Regions from separate parts of the Homo sapiens genome. Here region 1 is linked to region 2. A link is a loop called in an ENCODE intact Hi-C map of the cell type or tissue named here. Cell type or tissue: B cell. All regions are shown on one strand. Region 1 holds the start of LOC124901764 (a long non-coding RNA gene). Region 2 has its middle 33 kb from the start of OR6V1.

The links. A loop is a pair of places that touch in the nucleus more often than their neighbours do. Peaks named below come from ENCODE experiments on the same cell type or tissue, not always from the same donor. Only the 100,000 strongest peaks of a DNase experiment are listed, where the experiment ranks them.
Region 1: it touches region 2 in a loop (3-fold over the local background); 1 of 110 quality-filtered maps calls a loop at or near these places.

What each region holds. Positions count from the first base shown.
Region 1 is chr7:143,203,185-143,208,184 of GRCh38, reverse strand. LOC124901764 (a long non-coding RNA gene) reads left to right here and starts at 1,471. Exons shown (of 2, transcript XR_007060567.1): 1 at 1,471-5,000. In B cell, no CTCF peak of the experiment used is centred here; a DNase peak (open chromatin) is centred at 2,064; H3K4me3 peaks cover 559 bases; H3K27ac peaks cover 755 bases.
Region 2 is chr7:143,082,966-143,087,965 of GRCh38, reverse strand. No RefSeq gene overlaps it. Among named protein-coding and RNA genes, the nearest start is that of OR6V1, 33 kb to the right of the region's middle. In B cell, no CTCF peak of the experiment used is centred here; DNase peaks (open chromatin) are centred at 2,125 and 2,645; H3K4me3 peaks cover 1,927 bases; H3K27ac peaks cover 1,614 bases.

The DNA.
Region 1 (5,000 bases), 120 kb before region 2:
TGTATATATATATATATATATATATATATATACTTTTTTTTTTTGAGACAGGTTCTAGCTCTCTCACCCAGGCTGGAGTGCAGTGGCGTGATCACAGCTCGCTGCAACCTCCGCCTCCTGGGCTCAAGTGATCCTCCCACCTCAGCCTCCCGAGTAGCTGGGACCACAGGCACCACCATGCCCGGCTAATTTTTGTAGAGACAAGGTTTTGCCATGTTGTCCAGGCTAGTCTCAAACTCCTAAGCTCAAGTGATCTGCCTTTCTCAGCCTCCCCAAGTGCTGGGATTTCAGGCATGAGCCACCGTGCCCGGCCCTATTTATATATAATTTTGAAGACCATTTTAAGAATTCTGTAAACCAAAAATAAAATTCCAGGCCCCCCAACATCTGAATGGACCCCTTCTCTTGGCCAAGAGCATTGTGAAGTTAACCTGAAAAACGCATTCAGGCCATGATAGAAAGGGGGAGTCGGACATGCCTCATTACATCCTCCTTCCTTTTGGAATTCAGGCCCAACTGACCAGTATTAACATCAACACAGACCTTAAGACTAATAGACTCTCCATCTGATAGGAAACATTTACAATCTATTCTCTCTGAAGCCTGCTACCTGGAGGCTTACCTGCATGATAAAACCTTGGTCTCCACAACCCCATATTGTAACCTAGACATTTCTTTCTATTGATTCCAGGCCTGTAGATAATAACTCAACCTATTGTCCATCAGAAAATTTTTGAATTTGCCTATGACCTGAAAGCACCCCCTTCCAGTTGTCCCACCTTTCTGGACTGAGCCAATATACATCTTATATTGATTGATGTCTTTTTTTTTTCTTTTTTTTTTTTTATTACACTTTAAGTTTTAGTGATTGATGTCTTTTGCCTCCCTAACTGTATAAAACAAAGTTGTAGCCTGTCCACTTTGGGCATATGTTCTCAGGATCTCCTGAGGGCTGTGTCATGGGCCACGGTCACTCATACTTGGCTCGGAATAAATCTCTGCAAATATTTTACAGAGTTTACCTGTTTAGGTCATCAATTAAAAAGTGGCAAATATATTCTGGTTGTAATTTTTCCATAAAAAGAGATACAGTGATTTGGGTCTTTTGCTTGTTTTTGTTTTTTCTTTCTTTGCGGGGGGGACGGCATTGGGGAGATAGAAGATTATGGAGCACCAAAAATGGTTGTGTGTTACATGAAGGGAACAAGATGTTGGAATATCTGTTTGAATGGAATGGAATATTCAGGATAAAGTGCAGCAGGTCATGAAGATAATGCAATAAGACATAGGTATTTTGTGCCTCCCACATTAGTATAGGGCCTGAGGGAAATGCAAAGCTGGAGAACTGGGCTCAATCCTCAACAGAGCTTCAGGTCCAGAGAGAAGAGCCACATAAGAGACTGACATGGTGGGTGGGAGGGAGGGAAGAGTGATAAGAGTTAAACAGAATTAACCTGTCTCTAGGTCCTAAATAGGATTGAATTGTGAAAGCTCTACTCCAGGTTCACTGCAGATATTGGAAGTAAGACAGCATTTATATACTTAGCTCTGTGGGTGCATGCTATCTTCATGCCAAAAAGTTGCTAGAATTATCTGACAAAGGAAAGAACCTGTGTAGCTGTATGTTTTGCTCAGGTGGTGGGCAGAAGTATGCAACTGAAGCTGAATTCTGTCTCTCTCCATGTATTTGTCCCTGTTTATTTGGGGACAGGTGCATTTTACTTTTAAATTGCATGTAGTAAAGTCTTATCTTCTAAATTAAAGAGATATGCCTGTCCATGTGTTAGGCTACCAATAAATAAATTGGTTGAGGGAAGGAAGTTGGAAGAGAGAAAAGTGGAAAGAAAGGAAGGAGGTAAGGAAGAGAAGGAATGAGGGAAGGAAAGAGGGAGGAAAGAAATGAAGACCTCCCTGTATGTGTGTGTGCTTCTGTGCACTATCACATGGATTTACTACAAGCAATGGCATCTGAGGTTATGGAGGAAGTGAAATCTGTGGGGGACTCTGAGGCTTTGGGCTGTGGCAGGAAAGCAGGAAGTCTTCTTTGGTGCCAGATCTCTTTGGACGTTTGCGGTGGGGAGGAATGTGACTGTTCTTCCTCCGCAAGTGAGGGTAACAAATGTGACCATGATGATGGCATAGCAACTCTGTTGCTTGCCAGTCAGCTCACGGTCCCTTGTAAGGCAGATTACCTCTAAAGAGCTGCCAAATTTCCTTTCGCTGGGCGCATCAATACAACAAACGCCAGAGAACCCTGTGCCACCTTCATTTACTGTCTGCATTGGGACTACTTGCTTTATCTCCCTCCAGCAGCGAGTCCTCCCTCCTCTGTTCCTATATTTGATGCGATCAGCCTTATGTTCCATGGTCGTATTTTTTCAAAGGGAGAGAGGGTGGATCTCTACATCGTGCGATTCTCAGGAGGGATTGTGGTTGCTCTCATTTAGGGAGTGCCCTTTGTGCTGGGCTGTGGCTTGCAAATGTGTGCATTATAAGGTGCCCGGAACTTGGATGGGTATAGTGAATATTAAATGTAAAGAGTCTAGGTATATACTGGGCCTTGATCAATATTTATGGAATTCAAAATGTTTAAATACTTAACTATTTGCTTTTCTTTGTTATTATTAGTATTATTATTAGTAGTAGTATTACCACGCCTGGCTAATTTTTGTATTTTCAGTAGAGATGGGGTTTCACCATGTTGGCCAGGCTGGTCTCGAACTCCTGACCTCGTGATCCACCTGCTTCAGCCTCCAAAAGTGCTGGGATTACAGGCTTGAGCCACCATGCCCCGCCTCTTTGTTCTTAATTCTGTTTTCATTTGTTCTCTAGCCAAGACCCCAAGTCTATAATGATCAAGAGGGTTGTTTTATTTTTGACAAGTGGAAACCCACATGTTTCTGAAAAGTGGAGTGGTGGTGGTGGTGGTGGTGGTAGCATAATCTGGAAGACCCCTAAAGAAGGCAGTGCTACCTGCCATATTTGACTTGGGGGTCAGAGCGAGAGTCTGAGTTGGAGAGTTGGGAAGCTAGAAAAATGAAGGACTAAAGTAAGAGATATTCCTTATTTCTCCTTTTCCTTTTCCACATATCTTGAGAAAGAGAAAGGTTTTTAGTTCAGCAGAAAATGGGAGATGCTGGGGCAGAGATAAAAATGCTCCCCAAACATGGCAGGGACTTCCTTGTATTTCTCGTTCTCCTTGTAGTTAGGTTGAGCTAAAGGAGATGCTACTAATGAAATTTGAAATCTTAGGGTCAGACATGTGGGAATGCACTGCCTACCCTTCCATCTTGGCAGTGACACGGGCTCATTCCCCCCAGTTTCCAGAGCTGTGTCCTTTTCATTCCTCTTTCCAAATCCACCTCCACTCAAGCTTTCAATCTGTGCCTGGGCTCTGGTTTGAATGAGCCACTGATATATTTGCAGCCACCGGGGATCTGGAGTGCAGATGCAAATGGCAGTGTTCCCTGGTAAGTGTTGGTGACAATTGGATCTTTCTCTGATTTGCATTCCCAAGGCCTGCAGGTTTTCAGAAAATCACATCTTATAGGCAGTTCTGGGGAGGGGGGAGGTTTATTTTCAATGTCAGCTACAAATGCCGGCCCATGATAATTCTTAGAATGAAAGACCTCTCATTTGCAAAGGAGAGGATAGTTAGAGCCAGAACAATTCACTTAGCAAAAATTTGGGCCCAAAAATATATATATAGGAGAAGGGATTGTTGGTGGGTAGAGAGGCCTGGAGATCAAGAGCAAGAGATGAGATAAACACAAGTTTGGAAGCCATTGGCTTGTGAGGGGACCTGAGCACTTAGAATAGAGGAGACCCCTCAGGGAGAGCTTGTATGGAGAGAGAGAAAGGTGCATCCTGACCCCATCCTGGGCATTTCTCTTTGAAACTCAGCCTTGTTATAATTCATTTCTAATTCTGATATCAGCAGTGAGGGTTCATCTAATCTATTCTCATCACTTCTTGAGCCTCTCAGCTCTCACTGGTCCTGGCTCTTGCCTGGAGATGATTTTACTCAAAATTCTAGTCCAGGATTTAGAATTGGTCTAAGTACAGATGTGCATCAGGAGGCTATTTCAAAATCCCAGATGAGCTCATACATAAAGTAAGGATTAATTTTTTATTTTGTGAACCAATTGTGTAAAAAAAAAAAAAAACAACAATGCACATTAGGAAAGTAATTCATTTAATTTCCATGACCCAGCCCCTCCTGCCTACAAGCCCCCCTCCCCCATCCCATGCAATCCACCTCATAGGTAAAAACATATTCTGGGCAAACTGACTCATTTCATGTCACATTTATCCCACTCAAGTTTGTCCCTCCTGCTTTGAGCCTGGATTCCACGTAAAGGTGGAAGGTGATTTGGGCTGGTCTCCAGGCAGTCACCACCTGCAACCTATTTTCTTCTCATCACGACACCTACGTTCAGTGTCACCTTTTCTTCTCCCTTGGGCTGCCCCTTTCTTGCTCACTCCCATGTTCCAATGCCAGCAGCTCTGTCTTTGTGCTCAGCCATGCTTGTTGTTCAGCAGCATTCCTCATTAGAATCCCATTATTTGATGGTCAGAGTAGGGTCTCCATGGTGATACAGGCACAAGTGTAGCCAGTATTCTGCCACCGCATCTTACCTACTTGGCAGGCAAGCTAGAGTTGGCCTAAATTCTGCTTTTATCATTTATGTGTTTGTTCTTATGCTTTTAGGAAAAAAAAATCCTGAAATAATGGTGAAGGACAGCAAGTATTTGCCTAGAGTGCATGCTAAGAAGTCTCCATAGATGTTTTTCTTTAAGTATCCTGACCGCTTAACATATTGATGAAGACCTCTTATTTCCAGGTCAACAATCAGCTGTTACCAACTTAAGCTTTCTAAACATTTTCTGTGAAACAAATTTTTGCCAGTAAGAAAAGGAAATTGGGAGCTGCCACTGCTTAATTAATTTGAAGCTTTGATAAGCTTTGCCAGAGAGTCGCATAATAGAATTAGCAAGTT
Region 2 (5,000 bases):
CTGTTCCTTTTGCAGTGCAAAAGCTCTTTAGTTTAATTAAGTCCCAATTATTTATCTTTATTTTTATTGTGTTTGCTTTTGGGTTCTTGGTCATGAAATCTTTGCCTAAGCCAACGTCTAGAAGGGTTCTCTCCAATGTTATCTTCTAGAATTTTTATAGTTTCAGCTCTTAGATTTAAGTCCTTGATCCATCTTGAGTTGATTTTTGTATAAGGTGAGAGAGGAAGATCCATTTTCATTCTCCTACAAATGGCTAGCCAATTATCCCAGCACCATTTGTTGAAAAGGGTGTCCTTTCTCTATGTTATATTTTTGTTTGTTTTGTCAAAGATCAGTTGGGCGTAAGTATTTGGGTTTATTTCTGGGTTGTCTATTCTGTTCCATTGCCCTATTTGCCTATTTTTATACCAGTACCACACTGTTTTGGTGACTATGGCCTTATAGTATAGTTTGAAATCAGGTAGTGTGATGCCTCCAGATTTGTTCTTTATGCTTAGTCTTGTCTTGGCTATGTGGGCTCTTTTTTGGTTCTATATGAATTTTAGAATTGTTTTTTCTAATTCTGTAAAGAATGGTGGTGGTATTTTGATGGGGATTGCATTGAATTTGTAGATTGCTTTTGGCAGTATGGTCATTTTCACAATATTGATTCTACCGATGCATGAGCATGAGATGTGTTTCCATTTGTTTGTGTTGTCTGTGATTTCTTTCAGCAGTGTTTAGTAGTTTTCCTTGTAGAGTTCTTTCAACTCCTTGGTTATGTATATTCCTAACTATTTTATTTTTTGCAGCTACTGTAAAAGGGGTTGAGTTCTTGATTTGATTCTCTGCTTTGTCACTGTTTTTGTATAGAAGAGCTACTGATTTGTGCACATTAGTCTTGTATCTGGAAACTTCGCTCAATTCTTTTTATCAGTTCTAGGAGCTTTCTGGAAGAGTCTTTAAGGTTTTCAGGGTAAACGATTATATTGTCAGCAAACAGTGACAGTTTGACTTCCTCTTTACCGATTTGGATGCCCTTTCTTTTTTTCTCTTGTCTAATTGCTCTGGCTAGGACTTCCAGTACTATCTTGAAAAGGAGTGGTGAGAATGGGCATCCTTGTCTTGTCTCAGTTCTCAGAGGGAATGCTTTCAACTTCTCCCTATTCAGTATTATGTTGCCTGTGGGTTTGTCATAGGTGGCTTTTATTACATTGAAGTATGTCCCTTGTATGCTGATTTTGCTGAGAGTTTTAATCATAAAGTGATGCTGGATTTCATCAAATGCTTTTTTTTTCATCTATTGAGATGATCATGTGATTTTTGTTTTTAATTATGTTTATGTGGTGTACCACATTTATTGACTTGCATATGTTAAACTGTCCCTGCATCCCAGGTATGAAACCCACTTGATCATGGTGGATTATCTTTTTGATATGCTGTTAGATTCAGTTAGCTAGTATTTTGTTAAGGATTTTAGCATCTATGTTCATCAAGGATATCAGTCTGTAGTTTTCTTTTTTGCTTATGTCCTTTCATGAGTTTTGGTATTAGGGTGATGCTAACTTCATAGAATGAATTAGGGATGGTTTCTTCGTTCTCTGTCTTGTGAAATAGCTTCAAAAAGATTGGTAACAATTCTTCTTTGAATGTTTGGTAGAATTCTGCTGTGAATCCATCTGGTCCTAGACTTTTTGTTGGTAATTTTAAAATTAGCATTTCAATCTCACTGCTTGTTATTGGTCTGTTCAGCATATCTAATTCTTCCTTATTTAAGCTCAGAGGGTTGTATTTTTCCAGGAATGTATCAATTTCTTCAAGGTTTACTAGTTTATGTGCATAAAGGTGTTCATAGTAGCCTTGGTTGGTCTTTTGTATTTCAATGGTGTCTGTTGTAGTATCTCCTGTTTTGTTTCTGAATGAGGTTATTTGGATTTTCTTTCTTCTTTTCTTGGTTAATCTTGCTAATGGTCTATCAATTTTATTTATCTTTTCAAAGAACCAGCTTTTTGTTTCATTTACTTTTTGTATTGTATTTTTGTTTCAATTTCATTTACTTCTTCTCTGTTCTTGGTTATTTCCTTTCTTCTGCAGGGTTTGGGTTTGGTTTTTTCTTCTTTCTCTAGTTCCTTGAGATGTGACCTTATCTTTTTTTTTTTTTTTTTTTTTTTTGAGATTGAGTCTCGCTCTGTTGCCCAGGCTGGAGTGCAATCAATCTTGGCTCACTGCAACCTCTGCCTCCTGGGCTCAAGCAATTCTCCTGCCTTAGCCTCCCGAGTAGCTGGGACTACAGGCGTGTGCCACCATGCCTGGCTAATTTTTTGTATTTTTAGTAGAGATGGGGTTTCACCATATTAGCCAGGATGGTCTCAATCCCCTGACCTCATGATCCTCCCACCTCGGCATCCCAAAGTGCTGGGATTACAGGCATGAGCCACCATGCCTGGCCAAGGTGTGACCTTAGAATATCAATTTGTGCTCTTTCAGTCTTTTTGGTGTAGGCATTTAGGGCTATGAACTTTACTCTTAGCACCATTCTTTAACACTTTAACTCAGTGTATTCAAAACATATTCTACTCAATCTCTTCTCTTTTGCTACCAGCATTTCCCCAGTCTACTAGGTATGCAAACTAGAGTCCTTTTCTTTGCATAGTGCAAGAGAGATGGAGACACGGATCAATCAGCACCAAGTCCCTTGCAGTCTTCCTTCCTTCCCTATTCAGTTTTCTTTCACTTCCTTCTTGGCCACCTGCAAAACTTGTCACTGACACTACTAGAATAGCTTCCTAACTGCAGTTTGTACCTTTTCTTTCATTCAGTTCAAATAATCTTAAAAACTTCTGTTAAATTAATCTTTCTAAAGTGTTACTCTGATTGGACCACTTCCCTCAAAAAAAATCTTTATGTTCTTCTCCTGCCTATTGAAGTGAGTAAAAATTCCTCAACCTGGGATTCAGGGCCTTCTACCATGACAACTTGAAATTACAGACTCATCTCCTATTGCTTTCCTATTTATGTACTATACCTCCTAGCCACAGTGGGCTTTTCATTGAGGCTTAAAGATGCTCTGCTGATAGAGCTTTGTTCATACTTTCAACCCCAAATAATGCCTTTCTACAGTGCGTGTTTCCAGCTGTCAAAGGCAAATGCTTTCCTTGAGGTGCATTTCATATAATTCTCTCTACATGCACTATTTTCTAATTCTTCCTAATTAATGTTATAATACACATTTTGAACCCTCAGTATTTTGAGTAAACCTTTCTTATAGAATCTTTTTCACTTTATCTTGCATTATAGTTATTTGCCTACTTGTGTCATGTTCTAATAAAACATAAAGCTCTTAGAAGACTAACTCTTGAAGCACCTAACAGTGTTTTGCATATCACAGATATGCACTAAGAAGCTGATTTGTTCAGTATTGAAAGATGGGCAGCAGTCAGAAAAATGGAGAGAACAGAAAAGATCTAGGTGGGAAAATGGCTAAAGATGTGATCAAGCATTGTGAAAACAGAGAAATGAGAGTGCAAATAGAATATAGTGAAAAGATAGGGTAGCTAGAACAAAGGATTTCTGAATGAAAATGTTGGGAGATAAATGTTGGGAGGGTAAATTGGAGCCATATTGTAAGAAGTTAATTTGGGCTCAAGCCCAGATCACTTACAGTGCAACAATCAATACCATGATGTGCTGCTGGACATTCCATCTGAGCTCTGTAACAGTTTCCTGTTTGAAATGAGGTAAAACCAGGTTTCTCAGACCAATATACTAAGTGAGTAACAGGCAGTCTTTGGATGTGGTTATTTGACTGTGGACTATTGTTTTAAGCTCTATTGTTTGTAGGAGTCAAATATAATTACTGTACTTGCCTTTCCTTGACCTCGGGCTCTGTGCTTAGAAACTAAAGATTGGATAAGTTGCCCAAGTTCAATATGGGTAGCTCAGTTACTGATGCTTATTAAAATGCCCTTGATAGGCCGGGTGCAGTGGCTTACACCTCTAATCCCAGCACTTTGGGAGTCCGAGGCAGGCGGATCACCTGAGGTCAGGAATTTGAGACCAATCTGACCAACATGGTGAAACCCCATCTCTACTAAAAATACAAAAATTAGCTGGGCTAGGTGGCATGCGCCTGTAATCCCAGCTACTCAGGAGGCTGAGGCAGGAGAATCTCTTGAACCTGGGAAGTGGAGGTTGCCGTGAGCAAACAGTACTGAAAGGCCTGTACTAAAAAACAGTAGCCCACATCCTTCTCTGTCTCACATATATAGTTCCTATTTCACAGAGAACACCACTTTTGTCTTCCCTCATAATTATTTCCACACCTCTTAATGAAGAGCTTATACTTCTGTTAATTGATTTATCAATTATAGATGTTTTCTATTCACTTTATGTTATAATAGCTGTGGATCTGACTCTCTTGGGCTCCACTTGTCCTCTTCATCTCTCTCCAGATTATTACTATTTTAATTAAAAGAGTAGTCAGCGACTATATCATCATTATCATAAAAATTTTATTCACTGTATCATTCTTAAGCCTTTGCATCCTCAGCTTAGCTCCCACTTAGGAGAACATATGATGTTTGGTTTTCCATTCCTAAATTACTTCACTTAGAATAATAGTCTTCACTTCCATCCAGGTTGCTGCAATGCCATTAATTCATTCCTTTTATGGCTGAATAGTATTTATATATATATATATATATATATATATATATATATATACCACAATTATATACATATTATATATATATACCACAATTATATATACACACACACACACACATATATATATATATATATATATATATATATATATATATATACACCACAATTTCTTTATCCACTCATTGATTGATAGGCATTTGGACCGGTTCCATACTTTTGCAATTGCGAATTGTGCGAATTGTGCTGCTATAAACATGAAACTCTTTAGTTTAATTAAGTCCTACCTATTTATCTCTGTTTATGTTGCATTTGCTTTTGGGTTCTTGGTCATGAAACCCTTGCCTAAGCCAATGTCT